Linked DNA regions of Homo sapiens: region 2 is linked to region 1. Evidence: read pairs that join two places in POLR2A ChIA-PET (ENCODE). Cell type or tissue: A673. All regions are shown on one strand. Links, peaks and the distances in the headings refer to the core of each region. The heading gives the core; the rest is flanking DNA.

Region 1 (10,503 bases), core at 3,460-7,459:
TGTGCAGCCTAGGGATTTGGTGCTCTGGTTCCCAGCTGCTCCAGTTGTGGTTGAAAGGGGCCAATGTATAGCTTGGGCTATGGCTTCAGAGGGTGCAAGCCCCAAGCCTTGGCAGCTTCCATGTGGTGTTGAGCATGTGGGTTCACAGATGTCAAGAATTGAGGTTTAGGAACCTCTGCCTAGATTTCAGAAGATGTGTGGAAACGCCTGGATGCCCAGGCAAAAGTTTGCTGCAGGGGCAGGTCCCTCATCAAGAAACTCTGCTAGGGCAGTGCAGAAGGGAAATATGGGGTTGGAGCCCCCCACACAGAGTCCCTACTGGGGCACTGCCTAGTGGAGCTGCGAGAAGAAAGCCACTGTCCTCCAGACCCCAGAATGATAGATCCACTGACAGCTTGCACTGTGTGCCTGGAAAAGCTGCAGACAAGCTGCAGACACTCAATGCTAGCCCATGAAAGCAGCTGAGAGGGAGGCTGTACCCTGCAAAGCCACAGGGGCAGAGCTGTCCAAGACTGTGGGAACCTACCTTTCACATCAGTGTGACTTGGATGTGAGACCTGGAGTCAAAGGAGATAATTTTGGAGCTTTAAAATTTGACTGCCCCCTGGATTTTGGACTTGCATGGACCCTGTAACCCCTTTGTTTTGGCCAATTTCTCCCATTTGGAATGGCTGCATTTACCCAATACCTGTATCCCCATTGTATCTAGGAAGTAACTAACTTGCTTTTGATTTTACAGGCTCATAGGTGGGAGGGTGTTGCCTTGTCTCAGATGAGACTTTGGACTGTGGACTTTTGGGTTAATGCTGAAATGAGTAGAGACTTTGGGGGACTGTTGGGAAGGAATAATTGGTTTTGAAATATGAGGACATGAGATTTAGAGGGGCCAGGGGTGGAATGATATGGTTTGGCTGTGTCCCCACCCAAATCTCAACTTCAGTTGTATCTCCCAGAATTCCCACGTGTTGTGGGAGGAACCCAGGAGGAGGTAATTGAATCATGGTGTATGGTCTTTCCTGTGCTATTCTCATGATAGTGAATAAGTCTCACGAGATGTGATGGGTTTATCAGGGGTTTCCGCTTTTGCTTCTTCCTCATTTTCTCTTGCCGCCACCATATAAGAAGTGCCCTTCACCTCCCACCTTGATTTTGAGGCCTCCCCAGCCATGTGGAACTGTAAGTCCAATTAAACCTCTTTTCCTTCCAAGTCTTGGGTATGTCATTATCAGCTGTGTAAAAATGGACTAATACACTACCCAAAACAATCTACAGATTCAATGCAATCCTTATCAAAGTATCAATGTCATTTTTCATATAAATAGAAAAAACAATTCTGAAATTCATGTGGAACCAAAAAAGAACCTGAATAGTCAAATTGATTCTGAACAAAAAGAACAAAGCAAGAGGCATCACACAGCCTGATTTTAAAATATATTACTAGGCAATAGTAACCAGAACAGCATGGTATTGGTATAAAAATAGACACATAGACCAATGGAGAAGAATTCAGAACCAGAAATAAATCCACCTACTTACAGCTAACTGATTTTTGACAAAGGCACCCAAAGCATACATTGGGGAAAGGATATCCTCTTTAATCAATAGTGCTGGGAACACTGGATATCCATGTGCAGAAGAATGAAACTGGACCCCCTCACCGTTTACAAAAATGAACTCAAGAAGGATTTAACATAAACATTAAACATAAGACCTGAAACTATAAAGCAACTGGAAGAAAACATAGAGGAAACACTCCAGAACATTGGTCTAAGCAAAGATTTTATGGCTAAGATCTCAAAGCACAGGTAACAAAACAAAAAATAGACAAATGGGAATATACTAAACTAAGAAGCTTCTGCACAGCAAAGGAAATGGTCAGCAGTGAAGAGACAGCCTGTTGAGTGGGAGAAAATATTTGCAACTCTTCATCCAATAAGGGATAATATCCAGACTATACGAAGAATCCAAACAACAGGAAAAAAATCTCCACATTTATTCTCATTAAAAAGTGGGCAAAGGACATGGATAGACATTTCTCAAAAGGAGACATAGAAATGACCAACAGGGGCTGGGTGTGGTGGCTCACTCCTGTAATCTCAGCACTTTGGGAGGCTGAGGTGGGCAGATCACGAGGTCAGGAGTTTGAGACCAGCCTGACCAACATGGTGAAACCCCATCTCTACTAAAAATACAAAAATTAGCTGGGCATGGTGGCCCAGCCTGTAATCCCAGCTACTCAGGAGGCTGAGGCAGGAGGATCACTTGAACTCGGGAGGCGGAGGTTGCAGTGAGTTGAGATTGCGCCACTGCACTCCAGCCTGGGCGACAGAGCGAGACTCCATCTCAAAAAAAAAAAAAAAAAAAAAAAAGAAAAGAAAAAGAAGTGACCAACAGGTATATTAAAAATGCTCAACACCACTAATCAGAGAAATGCAATCAAAACCATGGATATATTTTACCCTAGTTAGAATGGCTATTATTAAAAAGACAAAAAAAAAAAACCCCAACAAACAGATATTGGAAAGGGTATGGAGTAAAGGGAGCTTTTATACACTTTCTTGGGAATGTAAGTTAGTACAGTCACTATGGAAAACAGTATGGAGGTTTCTCAAAAATAGAACTATCATGTGATCCAGCAGTCTCACTACAGTGTATTTATTGGAAGGAAAAGAAGCCAGTATATCAGAGGGATAACTGCACTTCCATGCTGTTTTGCAGGGCAAAAAACATAGCAAAGCTACAGAATCAACCTAAGTGCATATCAATGGATGAATGGATAAAGAAAACGAGGTATACACAATGGAATACTGTTCGGCTGCAGAAGAGAATGAAATCATGTCATTTGCAGCAAGGTGGATGGAACTGGATGTCATTTTGTTGAGTGAATTAAGCCCAGGCCCAGAAAGAAAAATACCACATGTTGTCACTCATATGTGGGAACTGAGAACATTAATCTGGAGGTAGAGAATAGAATGATAGATACCAGAGGAGTGGGAGGGTGGGTGTGTGGGAGGGAATAAAAAGAAGCTGGTTAATGGGTACCGATACACAGTTAGAAGGAATAAGTTTTAATGTTCTATAGCAGAGTAGGGTGATTATAGTTAACAATTGTGTTTTGTCTGTTTCAAAATAGCTAGAACAGAGGACTTGAAATTTTCCCAACATATGGGAATGATTAATGCTTGAGGTGATGGACACCTTAAGTATCCTGACTTAATCATTACACAGTCTATACGTGTAACAAAATATCACACATTTTCCCACAAAGATGCATAAATTTTGTATCAATAAAATAATTTTAAAAAATAAAAAAGAAAAGGTAAATCTAAGCCAAAAAGAAATTATGAGATGCAGAATCCTTGGAGATGGTGATATTTGAACTGAGTTTTGAGGAATGGCTAGGATTTGGATTTGTAGATAAAGGAGATTTAGGCATTCTATAATAGTAGGGAAGAAACAAGAAACGGTCAAGAAAATATACTTTGTGATGTTGTTAGGATGATATACTCAATATTTCTTTTCTTTTCTTTTCTTTTTTTTTTTTTTTTGAGAGTGAGTCTCGCTCTGTTGCCCAGGCTGGAGTGCAGTGGTTTGATCTCAGCTCAGTGCAACCTCTGTTTCCCGGGTTCAAGTGATTCTCCTACCTCAGCTTCTTGAGTAGCTGGGATTACAGGTGCTCACCACCATGCACAGCTAATTTTTTGTATTTTTAGTAGAGATGGGGTTTCACCATGTTGGCCAGGCTTGTCTCAAACTCCTGACCTCAAATGATCCTCCCACCTCGGCCTCCCAAAGTTCTGGGATTACAAGTGCGAACCACTGCGCCTGGCCTATATACTCAATATTTCTTTTTCCCTTCCAGGTACGTATGATTGCATGTCCTTTCTCCTTGGAAGTTAGTTGTGGCCATGTGATTTGTTTTGACCAATCATATATGAGTTTAAGTCGTATGAGTCACTTCCAAGTAGAAGTTTTAAGAGTCTATTATTTCCTCACTGTGCTTTTCCTCTGTCACAGTGACCTGCAGTGCTCTGGCTAACTGGCATGCAGGCCACATGCGATCTGTTGCCAATTTTTGTCAATGCAATTTTATTGAAACATAGCCATACTCATTTGTTTATTGTCTATGGTGGCTTTTGCACTACAACAGCAAAATTGAATTGTTGTGATAGATGCCATATGTCCCATAAAGCTGAAAATATTTACTTTGTGGCTATTTACAGAAAAAGCTTACTGACTCTAGATAATTGGCTGCTTCTCAGAGTAAGGACATTGTAGAGGAGAGCCTCCTGCTGACCCACAATGGACTCATATCATCAGCCAGAAAGAAATCTTTATTGTTTTAAGCCACTGAAATTTTGAGGTTGGTTGTTATAGTAGCATAATCTAGTCTATCCTGGCAATTAGACTGTTTATAGGATTAAAAAAAATCGGTTTGCTTAGAGAGGAGAAAACCTTGTGTAGAGGAACAGTATGAAGAAAAAATGGATAGAAATGTTAGGGTAAGATTGGGAAAGTACTAGACTGTTGAGCTCAGAAATTTAGATTTTATTTAGAATCTTCAATATGGATTCAGGACTTGGTATCTTTTTCAAGGGACAGAAGAATAGCATGGCCAGAACTTTATGACAGAAAGATTAATCTACCAATGGTTATATTAATAGGAGCATTGGGAGTAGTAATTTAGTTAGGAATTTGATCACTTGTAAGCACAAAATAAAAATAAAAACCCCTGAAAACCCAATTTAAAAGTTTTTTTTTCCTTAGTGTAACAATTACAAAAACAACCTAACAAGGACTTTCTTATCCTTTTTAATGCTTAATAGCAACCTCAGATTTTCTGTAATTTGAGCCATTACACGGGGAGGAAATACCATTGTAAAGGGAATTGGTATAGCTGCTGTTGAATTCTTTATTTACTCTGACTTCCTCTTTTTTAGATAAAGCAAGCATATCATATACTGTCATCTACTCAATGAAATTTGGTGTCAGATAGCCTAAGGTAGTATTTTAAAATGAAAAACAGTCACTTTAGAATTAGGTTCTACTCCATGTCCTGTTGCCTAATCTGCCGTGTGTAGTGTGAATTGAAGGAAACCTTTGACAGCTTGCCAAGTTACATGAATGCAGCTAAGAGTACATAGCAACTCTTCAAGATTTAGATAAAATATTTTAGGGCACAGAATACTTCAGGTTTTTCAATGCAGTTTTGTTCTACCTATACTGTTCTGAAGATAAATAGAAGGAAAAAATAGAACAATAACAACAAAAAATGCTGAAAAAATCTTTGTATAATCAGGTTATTTTATAAAGTGTTAGAGCTTGTTCTTTTAGTCCTGTTTTGCTCTGCTGAGAGGAATGATTTCTTGTTTTGATTTTATTGTCATAAGGGCATTTGGAAATTTAGAAAATTCATTGTATTGTAGGTATGTTTTTATTGTTTAGTAAGCTATATTTCTTTTCTTTTGGAGTTTATATGTTAATAATACAAAATGTTATGCAGATCATTTTTAAAAAGATATAAGCAGCATAGAATTGTTTCTTTGCCTTTTTTTCCAGATTATGAAAATAATACATGTAATGGTTGGGACTCTTTGGTTGCAAGTGACAGAAACTCAGTGTGAATTAACTTAAACAAAAAAGTTTAAGTTATACCAAGCATCTGAAAACATAGGGTGAAGTTGGTATTAGGTCAGACTGTAAGAAAGGACTTTTGTATTGACCAGAAGGTCTCTTCTCTTTTTCAGACTTGCCTCTTTCCTCCCACCTCTGTGTCTTCTCTCCCTCCGTTGTCTTCATCTTGTACTAAAATGGACTTTTCCCATGAAGCAACGGGCATACACCAGCAACTTTAGGCATCTATTGTATCTCTGAGACCAAAGAGGAAAAGGACTTTCTTTTTTTTGTCAGCTTCAGTTATTATAATCTTAGGAAAATGATCTGATTCCCCACCCCTTAGACAATAGTCTAATTCTTATGTGTTCTGGGACCTGGGATGTTATGCTTGGCCCAAACTTAGTCCCATGTTTAATTTTATGGCTGTGGGGTGTGGAGTGTGTGGTCTTTTGCCAGAGAGCATTGGCATGGGGCTTGGGGTCTGACCAAAATAGTTGCCACTATAATGCTTATTGATGTAAATATGGCAATAGTTAGAAAAACTTAAAGCGGAGCAAAACTATTCATAAACTTATTATTTTAGCATATTTGCTTGATAATTTTTTTTACATTTTGAACATGTTTTCTATGTTGTTGAAACACACATGCACACGTGTATATATATAAAATTTGTGTATGTATAACAAATGTATTTATGATGTTACATAATGTTATATATATTTTGTATGGGGACAGCAAGTTATAATATGTACATTTATATAATATAATATATATATGCTTATAATACAGTGGCAGATAGAGAAATGGATGAGTGTGGGATTCTGAGTTTTTATACTTTCACTGTAATCATGGCTCTACTCACTAGCTTTGTAACTTGGGCAAACAATTTATCTTGCCTGTGATTCAGTTTCTTTATACAATGAAGGTAATACTGTCACCCTGTATCATGGGTGTAGTTTTGGGGTTTAGCAAGATGATAAGTGAAAAATGTTTAGAACAGTCCTTTATAAGAAGTAAACATGGAAGAAACATGAGCTATTGTTTTTATAAATACTGTAATATTTATGTTATACTATACATACTATATATGGACATATTCACTGTATATGTTAATATTGTATTAACATACAGACAGGTACATGCATGTGTTATGTTGTATCCTGCTTTTTTAAAAAAACTAATATATTTGTTTGCTCTATTATATTTTTAGAAAATTAATAACCCTGAAGAAAACGAATTTTGGAACTCGGTGATCTTAACTTTCCTCTGAAACATGACATTTTGGGAAAAACTTTACTTGTGTATGATAGTCTTTACCCCAAAGGAGTGAAGTCTTTAGAAAGAATGGGAGATGACTAATAGCAAATCTTAGTCATGATTTGTAGTCCTTCGCTTGAATGTGTTTGTCAGATTAGTACATCCCTTTCCTGAACTGAAAGGATAACTGTTTGGCACAAATAGGCTAAACATTAACCAGGGCCTCCTCACCAGTGTATGAAATGGTACTTTTTTGGTAACTAGTATACAGCACATTTGTTCCTACCTATGCAGGCACCAAAGAGTTAATTCTGTTTCTATTGTAAACAGTACATTATTCTAGAAGGAGCAGTATGCAGAATAGAGTTTGAGTACTAGTTTTCTGAACCTCTAAAATAGAAATAATAATGTCCCTTTTTTCTTGCAGCTATTTTTGTCTTGAAGCTTGTTTTGTTTAGTTTTAGCTCTCCTTTGGTTTGTTCAGTTAATCTTTTGGTTATTGTTTGCTTAGAATATCTTTTTCCATCCTTTCACTTCCAACCTATTTCTATCTTGGGATCTAAAGTGAGTGTTTTATACATGGCTTACAGTTGGATCATGTTGTTACTATTTTTAAAAAGTCCATCATGTCAAAGAAAACAAACAAATGACAGCAAAACAGCTTATCATGTCAATCTCTGCCTTTTAATTGGAGAGTTTAGTCCATTTTCATTCATTGTAATTACTGATAAGGAATGACTTACTTTTGCCATTTTGCTATTTATTTTGTGTGTCTTCTGTATTTTTTGTTCCTTGGTTTCTCCATTGCTGCCTTATTTTGTGTTAGATAGGTATTTTCTAGTGTACCAATTTGATTCATTCATTTATAAACTATAAATTTTAACTTATTTTCTTTGTGATTTTTCTGGGGGTTACAATTAACATCTTAATTTATGAATATCTGGTTTGATACCAATTTAGTTTCAATAGTATACAAAATCTTTGTTACTATATAGCTCCATTTGTCCTTTTTGTTGTCATTATAAATTACATCTTTATACAATGTATGCTCATCAACAGAGATATGTATTGTTTTTTGCAGTCTTTTAAATCATATAGGAAAAAGGAGGAGGTACGAATGAAAAATTCAATAATACTGACTTTTGTATTTACCTATGCAGTTATCCTTTAACAGTTTTCTTTATTTCTTTGTATAGATTTGAGTTACCATTTAGTGTTTTTTCTTTCCAGCCTGAGGGACTTGCTTTAGTGCTTCCTAAAGGTCAGGTTTACTAGTGACAGAGTCTCTCAGTTTTTGTTTATCTGGGGATATCTTAATTTCTTTTTCATTTCAGAGGATAGTTTTGCCAGGTAATGAATTTTTGCTCAATGTTTTTTTCCTTTCAACATTTAAAAAATTTAAATAAAAAATATTTAAAATAACATTTTAAATATGTTATCTCACTGTCTTCTAGCCTCCATGGTTTCTGATGAGAAATTTGCTGTTCATCTTATTGAGGATCCTTAATACACAATGAGTTGCTTCTCTCTTGTTGCTTTCAAGAATCTCAAGAGTCTGTTTTTCTTTTTTTGAGACAGAGTCTCGCTCTGTTGCCCAGGCTGGAGTGCAGTGGCATGAGGATCTTGGCTCACTGCAACCTCTGCCTCCCAGGTTCAAGCGATTCTCCTGCCTTAGCCTCCCAAGTAGCTGGGATTACAGGCATGTGCCACCACGCCTGGCTGATTTTTGTATTTTTATTAGAGATGGGGTTTCAACATGTTGCCCAGGCTGGTCTTGAACTCCTGACCTCAGGTGGTCCTACCACCTCAGCCTCCCAAAGTGCTAGCATTACAGACAGGATCCACTGCTCCCGGCCTGTCTTGTATTTTGACAGTTTGATTATAATGTGCCTTGGTGTGGATGTTTGTGAGTTTATTCTACTTGGAGTTTGTTGAACTTCCTGGAAGTATATATTCATATTCTTCATCAGATTTAGGAAATTTTTGGTCATTATGTCTTCAAATATTCTTCCAACTTCTTTCTCTTTCTCTCCTTTCCTTTTGGAACTACTGTTATATATTGTATGTTATATATGTATTATGTCCCAGATATTCATCTTGTATTAACTTTTATAAATACATCTCCCCATTTTGTTGTCTATTTTTTCACCTAATTCATATTGCAAATTCTTATACAGAAACTTAACTTTTTTTTTTTTGAGACCTGGCTGTCTCACCCAGGCTGGAGTGCAGTGGCATGGCACGATCTCAGCTCACTGCAACCTCCACCTCTGGGGCTCAAGTGATCCTCCCATCTCAGCCTCATGAGTAGCTGGGACTACAGGTGTGTGCCCCCATGCCTGGCTAATTTTTGTATTGTTTGTAGAGATGAGGTTTCTCCATGTTGCCCAGGCTAGTCTCGAATTCCTGAGCTAAAACAGTATGCCCGTCTTGGCCTCCCAAAGTGCTGGGATTATAGGCGTGAGCCACCTCTCCTGGCCAGAAGGTTAACATTTTATTTAGTAAAATCGACCAGTCTTTTTCTTTGTGGCTTCTGAATTTGATATCTTGCTTAGAAGGGCCTTCATTACCTTAAAAGTATAAAAATATTATTCTGAATTCCTTTTAGATATGTAGTATTGGTTTCTTAATTGAAATTTTTGTTGAGATAATTGCAGTTTCACATACAGTTATAAGAAATTACATATGTAAGGGTATATGTATATATGTGTGTGTGTATGTGTATTTATCTCTATATGTTTTTATTGCCTGCTCTATAGTGATGCAATTTATAAGAAATTAGAGAGAGACTCCATGTACCCTTTACTTAATTCCCCTCAGTAACATCTTGCAAAACAATGCTATAATATCAAACCAGGATATTGACATTGATATAATTCACCTACATTATTCAGTTTTCTATGGTTTTACTATAGGCATTTGTGTGTATATATTTAGTCCTGTACAATTTTATCTCATGTAGGTATGTGTATTCACCACCACAGTCAATATATCGAATTGTTTCATCACTGTAATGATTGCTATGGTACCTTTTTATAATCATATCCACTTCCCTGTTTCCCCATCACTAATTCTGCCAACCACTGTCTCCATTGTTAAAGTTCCGTCATTACAAAATTGCTGTATAAATGAGGTCATATGTTACAACCTTTTGGTATTTTTTTTTCTTTTTCTCAGCATCTCAGCATAATTCTCTGGGGATTCATTTGTTGTTGTGAGCATAAATTGTTTATTCCTTTTTTTGCTGAATAGTACTCCATGATATTGTTATACCACATTTACCTGTTGAACACCTGGGCTGTTTCTTGTTTTGGACTGTGGCATAATAATAAATTGCATTTGGTCTTTGACCCTGACTTCTGGCACAGAATTCCTAAACTGCATGGAATTTCTCAAGTGAGAAGGCCATAGGTTTATGTTTTGTTATTCATAAGAAGCTCCTTTCAACCATACCTGAGTTTATGCTAATGAGATAATTCTTGATGAGGCCCTAGATAGCTTTAGGAGAGGGAGGGGCTAGTTGCCAGAAAGACCAAGCCTTGATTAGAGGGTTGGAATACTCAACTTCTTCCCCCAACCTCCAGGGAGGGGAGAGAGCCCCAATCACCAATGGCCAGTGATTTGATCAAT
Region 2 (4,000 bases), core at 1-4,000, 1.2 Mb after region 1:
TGGTCTGCTGCCACTGTGAGGAGTTGGTCCACAGCTGAGCGACACAGTGTCCACCAGGGAACCAGCCTGTGCCTATAGGCCCTGCTGACTCCAGGGACCCACATCCCTTCCTGAGCAGCCTCCCTCTCCCCTTCCACAGCTTCCTCCAGCAACCGCTCTCCTGGCCCTGCCCTTCTCACACTCCTGGGGAGAGCCCCTACCTCCTCCCTGGGAGTCCCACAGGGCTCTGGTCAGAGCAGGCAGCAGCTGTGTCTGCCCAACACTTATGAGCAGACGCTTCTCATTCCAGACAAATACCGGACCTGCCTATTTGCCACAGAACCGGGTGGGTGCATCTGGCCACAGAGACCTCAGGGGGAGGGTCTGCAGGTGGGGAAATAGTTCCCCAAAGACAAACCAGAGCCGGTTCTCTCTGATCAGATTCAGCAAAACTCAGAGTTACTGAAAATGAAGCCTCCTTGGGCCTGGGGTTCAGAGGCATCCAGGACAACAGGAAACAGAGGGTCCAGGCAGGGCAGGTTGTTGGCCAGGTGCAGACAGGCACTGGCTGGCAGGAAGTAGGAGTCGGGAACCTGGGGAAGCTGGCCCTGGCACTGAACCTAGAACCAGGTACCTTGGATTCTGGTCCCAGCTCTGTCTCTGACATACTTTGGCAAACAGAGGGCATTTATTAGTTACCTATTGTGTGCCAGGCTCTGTGCTGGGCCCCATAACACCCAGTATTCCATCGTACCCTCTCTCTTCCTTCTGCAAATTGGTCCATTGAGGTTCAGAGAGGTTAAGTCACCTGCCCAAGGTCACCCAGCAATGGAACCGGGGTGGGTAATAATCCAGACATTCGCCTTGTCCCTGCCAGTTCTGATGTTCCAGGCAGCAGGAGAGCAGAAGAAGAAAGGCACCCCCAGGCTTAATTACCTCCTCTGCCAGGGCACGCAGACGCAGGAGCCAGTCCTCCGCCTGCTCCAGAGCTGCAGGGAGCTCACTGTGGCCGAGCTTCAGGGCCAGGGCAGCCTCAGTGATTTGGCTCAGGTGATGGGTGCGCAGCTGGTACAGGTACTGGTCCAGGTGGGTGGCAGAGGGTGTCTCATGGATGTCACCCAGAGGCTGGCTGTGAGGGACGGACAGATGGAATGCGCCTGATGAGCCCAGGGCTCTCCCAGGTCCAGGCATGCACATGTGCCAGGTTCTCACAGCAGGCCCCACCCCCTCCGCCTGCCTGCTGGGTGCCTTCTCCAGCCCGCTCCACACACACAGCCATCTCTATGTGATGTGCTCCACCCTCACCTCCTCCAGGAAGCCTTCCTCACCCATGTCAGCCTACGCGCCTCCTGATCTGGAGCCCCCAGCCCTCGATTCCAGGACTGCCAGTTTGGAATCTGTCCTCAACTCCAGTCCAGTGAGTTCTTTTGCATGTGTGTTCCCCTCTGCCCCACTGACTACAGGCTCTCGGAGGGCCCAGGGGGTCCTGCTCCTGCCTCCTGGATCCTCCTAGAGTAGAGGCTCCAGCGCTGAGTGCCCTGCACTGAAACAAGTCTGCTCTGTGCTGTGTCCACATTCTTCAAGGAAGAAATTTAGGAACCCCTGAAGAGCTACTGCAGGCACTGCAGGGAGGCCAGCAGCTCAGATGTATCCACCTGAGGTGGGGTGGGGAGCCACAACAGAACCCTTCCCAGAACACTCTGCTTTGGGAAGCCTTTGGAGAGGAGGTGGGGGGTACATGCAATGCCAGAAACACAGCCCTGAGCCCTGAGAGACAGGAGGTCAGGTTTAAGCTCAATCCTGTTTAGAGGCAAAGAACTCTGACCTCCCCCATCCCACGGAGGCGCCCTGAAAGTCCTTCATATGGCTCCTCCTCGCCATTCCAAGGCCAGGGGTCGGTACCCACACAAGGGCCATGCAGAAATGCGGCGGGGCAGTCTGTGCACTCCCTAACCAAGCGGGACTCCTCTCCATTTTCCATTCTCCACTGAGGGTATGGGGGCTGCCCTGCCCCCACCTCACCCCCTTGACTCCCAAACAGGACATTAGTCAAACCCGCTCCACCAGGTCTGCTCCCACCACTTGCAGCACCCCCCACCTCCCCTCCCTGCAGCGTCTGACTCCCGGCTCCCGGCTGATTTATTTTTCTGCCAATTTCCCCGAGCTATGCAGAACCAATTACCGCCGGAGCGCAGCGGCACCGCCGCCGCCAGATACACCGCTCTGGCAGGCCCTCGGCGCACTACATTTTTCCTGTTATTTTTTTTAATTGAATTTTTAGGATGGGGGGAGCAGTACGCAAACTCCATCTCGGGAAACTTAAGCCCCGGGGCCTGTCTCAGGTCACGTACTGCACACCCTGTAGTAATATAATATTTACTGCCCCGAGGGTGCCGCGGATGGGCTGCCCCAGGCCGCTCCTCGGTGGTGGAGGGGCATGCTCGGTGGGTAGCGGGGCGGGGGCCTGCCTGGGAACCAGGCCTGAGTGGGCCTGAGAGCGGGGGCAAGCGGGTCTGGAGAGGGATAGGGAGAGCCGAGCCAACCAGGGTGATTTATGCGCCCAGCCCGGGTCGGGAGCCGGGAGGGGCTGCAGTACAGACCACCAAAGGGAGATTTTCATGGAGGCCACAGCCCAGCCAAGACTCCCCAAGAAACATTTAGGACCTGTGAGTGCCACTAACAAGCTGTCTCCGTGCTGTCTCGGCTCTTTCCCTCCTCAGGAAAGCCCAAGGCAGGGGGTACGGAAAGAAGGGGAGACCGGGAAGAGGAGGCTGATGGCGCTCCACCCAGCCCTAAGCAAAGCCAGGGGCCCCGCCAACGCCGGCTGACTTGGAAATTGCAGGTAGGCCCAGCGCAGGGCTCAGCAGGCTGAGAGCAGAGTGGGCTGGGCTGCTCCCAAGGTCCCTGCCTGCCTCTGCGGGGCCAGGTGGATACCTGTACCCTGGGCAGTGTCCGGCCTGAAAGATGAACTGGCCTCGGGGCATTCATTTCACTCCTAGTGAGCAACAGCTCTGCCCTGGGCTTGGACTGGATGCTGCCTCCAGAGATGAGACCTGGCCCTGCTCTCAGGAAGTCCGCAGAACAGAGACGCAAACAGATCCCCACCTGAGCAGCCTCAGAGTCAGGAGCCCTTCCTGGAGGAAGTGGCCCTGAGCTGCACCTGGCAGGGCCAGCAGGCGTTAGTAAGGCCCAAAGAGTGGGAAGGGCGTCCTGGCTGATGGAGCAGCATGTGCACAAGTGCAAAGACACAGAGGCAAGGGGGAGCCTGTAGGGGTGGGGGTGCTGAGGGCCGGACAAACTAGCGCAGAGCTTCAGAAGCGTTAGGGCTCCGTGAGGCAGGTGGTGGGGACAGAAAGGCCTGTCCACCAGGATGAGAGCAGGGGCTTTTCCTGGATGCAGCAGCAGCCACTGCAGGGCTGACATGGAGGCAGGCATGACACAGCTTGAAGACGATGGGGATACTAAAGGAGGGGTGGGAGAGGAAGGAAGGAGGAAGGACATGGGTGAGGCAGAGCCACCAGGGCTGGGGCAGAGAAAAGAGGAGGAGGGCAGTCAGAGCTGGCTCAGGTTTCCAGCGTGGATTCTGGGGACCCAGGAAAAGACAGTGCTGGGAGGTGATGAAACCTGTCTGCAACATGTGTAGCCCCAGACGCAGCACGGAGGTGCTGGTGGGACATCCACGTGGACATGTCCAGCACCTTGGGTTCATAGGTCTAGAGATCAGAGAAGAGGGCTGGGCTGGAGGAACAGAGTGGACACCACCAGCCCTGGGGAAGGGGGAGGCTCCCGGAAGATGAGCCGGGAAAAGGGCTGAGATGGAATGAGGAACACCGATGCTGGAGAAGTGGGCCAGGCTGACTGGAGAAAGGGTGAGCTGCTGTGTTCAGCTATGGGCCTGAGTTCGCTCAGGGCCCCCATGCCCGGCTGCTCTGCCTATCAGCTGTGATGGTGCTCAGCACTGCAGTGAGAGGTGGAGGAAGCCCTCTAGCTGAGGTGCTGGGCCACTCAGTGGCCTCAGGTG

The links. ChIA-PET counts read pairs that join two places held together with the same protein. Peaks named below come from ENCODE experiments on the same cell type or tissue, not always from the same donor. Only the 100,000 strongest peaks of a DNase experiment are listed, where the experiment ranks them.
Region 2: POLR2A ChIA-PET joins it to region 1 with 7 read pairs; 1 of 35 experiments calls an interaction of 5 or more read pairs at or near these places.

Annotation. Positions count from the first base shown.
Region 1 is chr2:72,775,185-72,785,687 of GRCh38, reverse strand. All of the region lies in intron 1 of EXOC6B (exocyst complex component 6B), which reads left to right. Among named protein-coding and RNA genes, the nearest start is that of EXOC6B, 46 kb to the left of the region's middle. In A673, for the core only: no CTCF peak of the experiment used is centred there; a DNase peak (open chromatin) is centred at 5,087; H3K27ac peaks cover 1,526 bases.
Region 2 is chr2:71,558,860-71,562,859 of GRCh38, reverse strand. DYSF (dysferlin) reads right to left here. Exons shown (of 56, transcript NM_001130987.2): 23 at 916-1,108. Among named protein-coding and RNA genes, the nearest start is that of DYSF, 94 kb to the right of the region's middle. RefSeq lists an enhancer at 2,210-2,737. In A673, for the core only: no CTCF peak of the experiment used is centred there; a DNase peak (open chromatin) is centred at 2,159.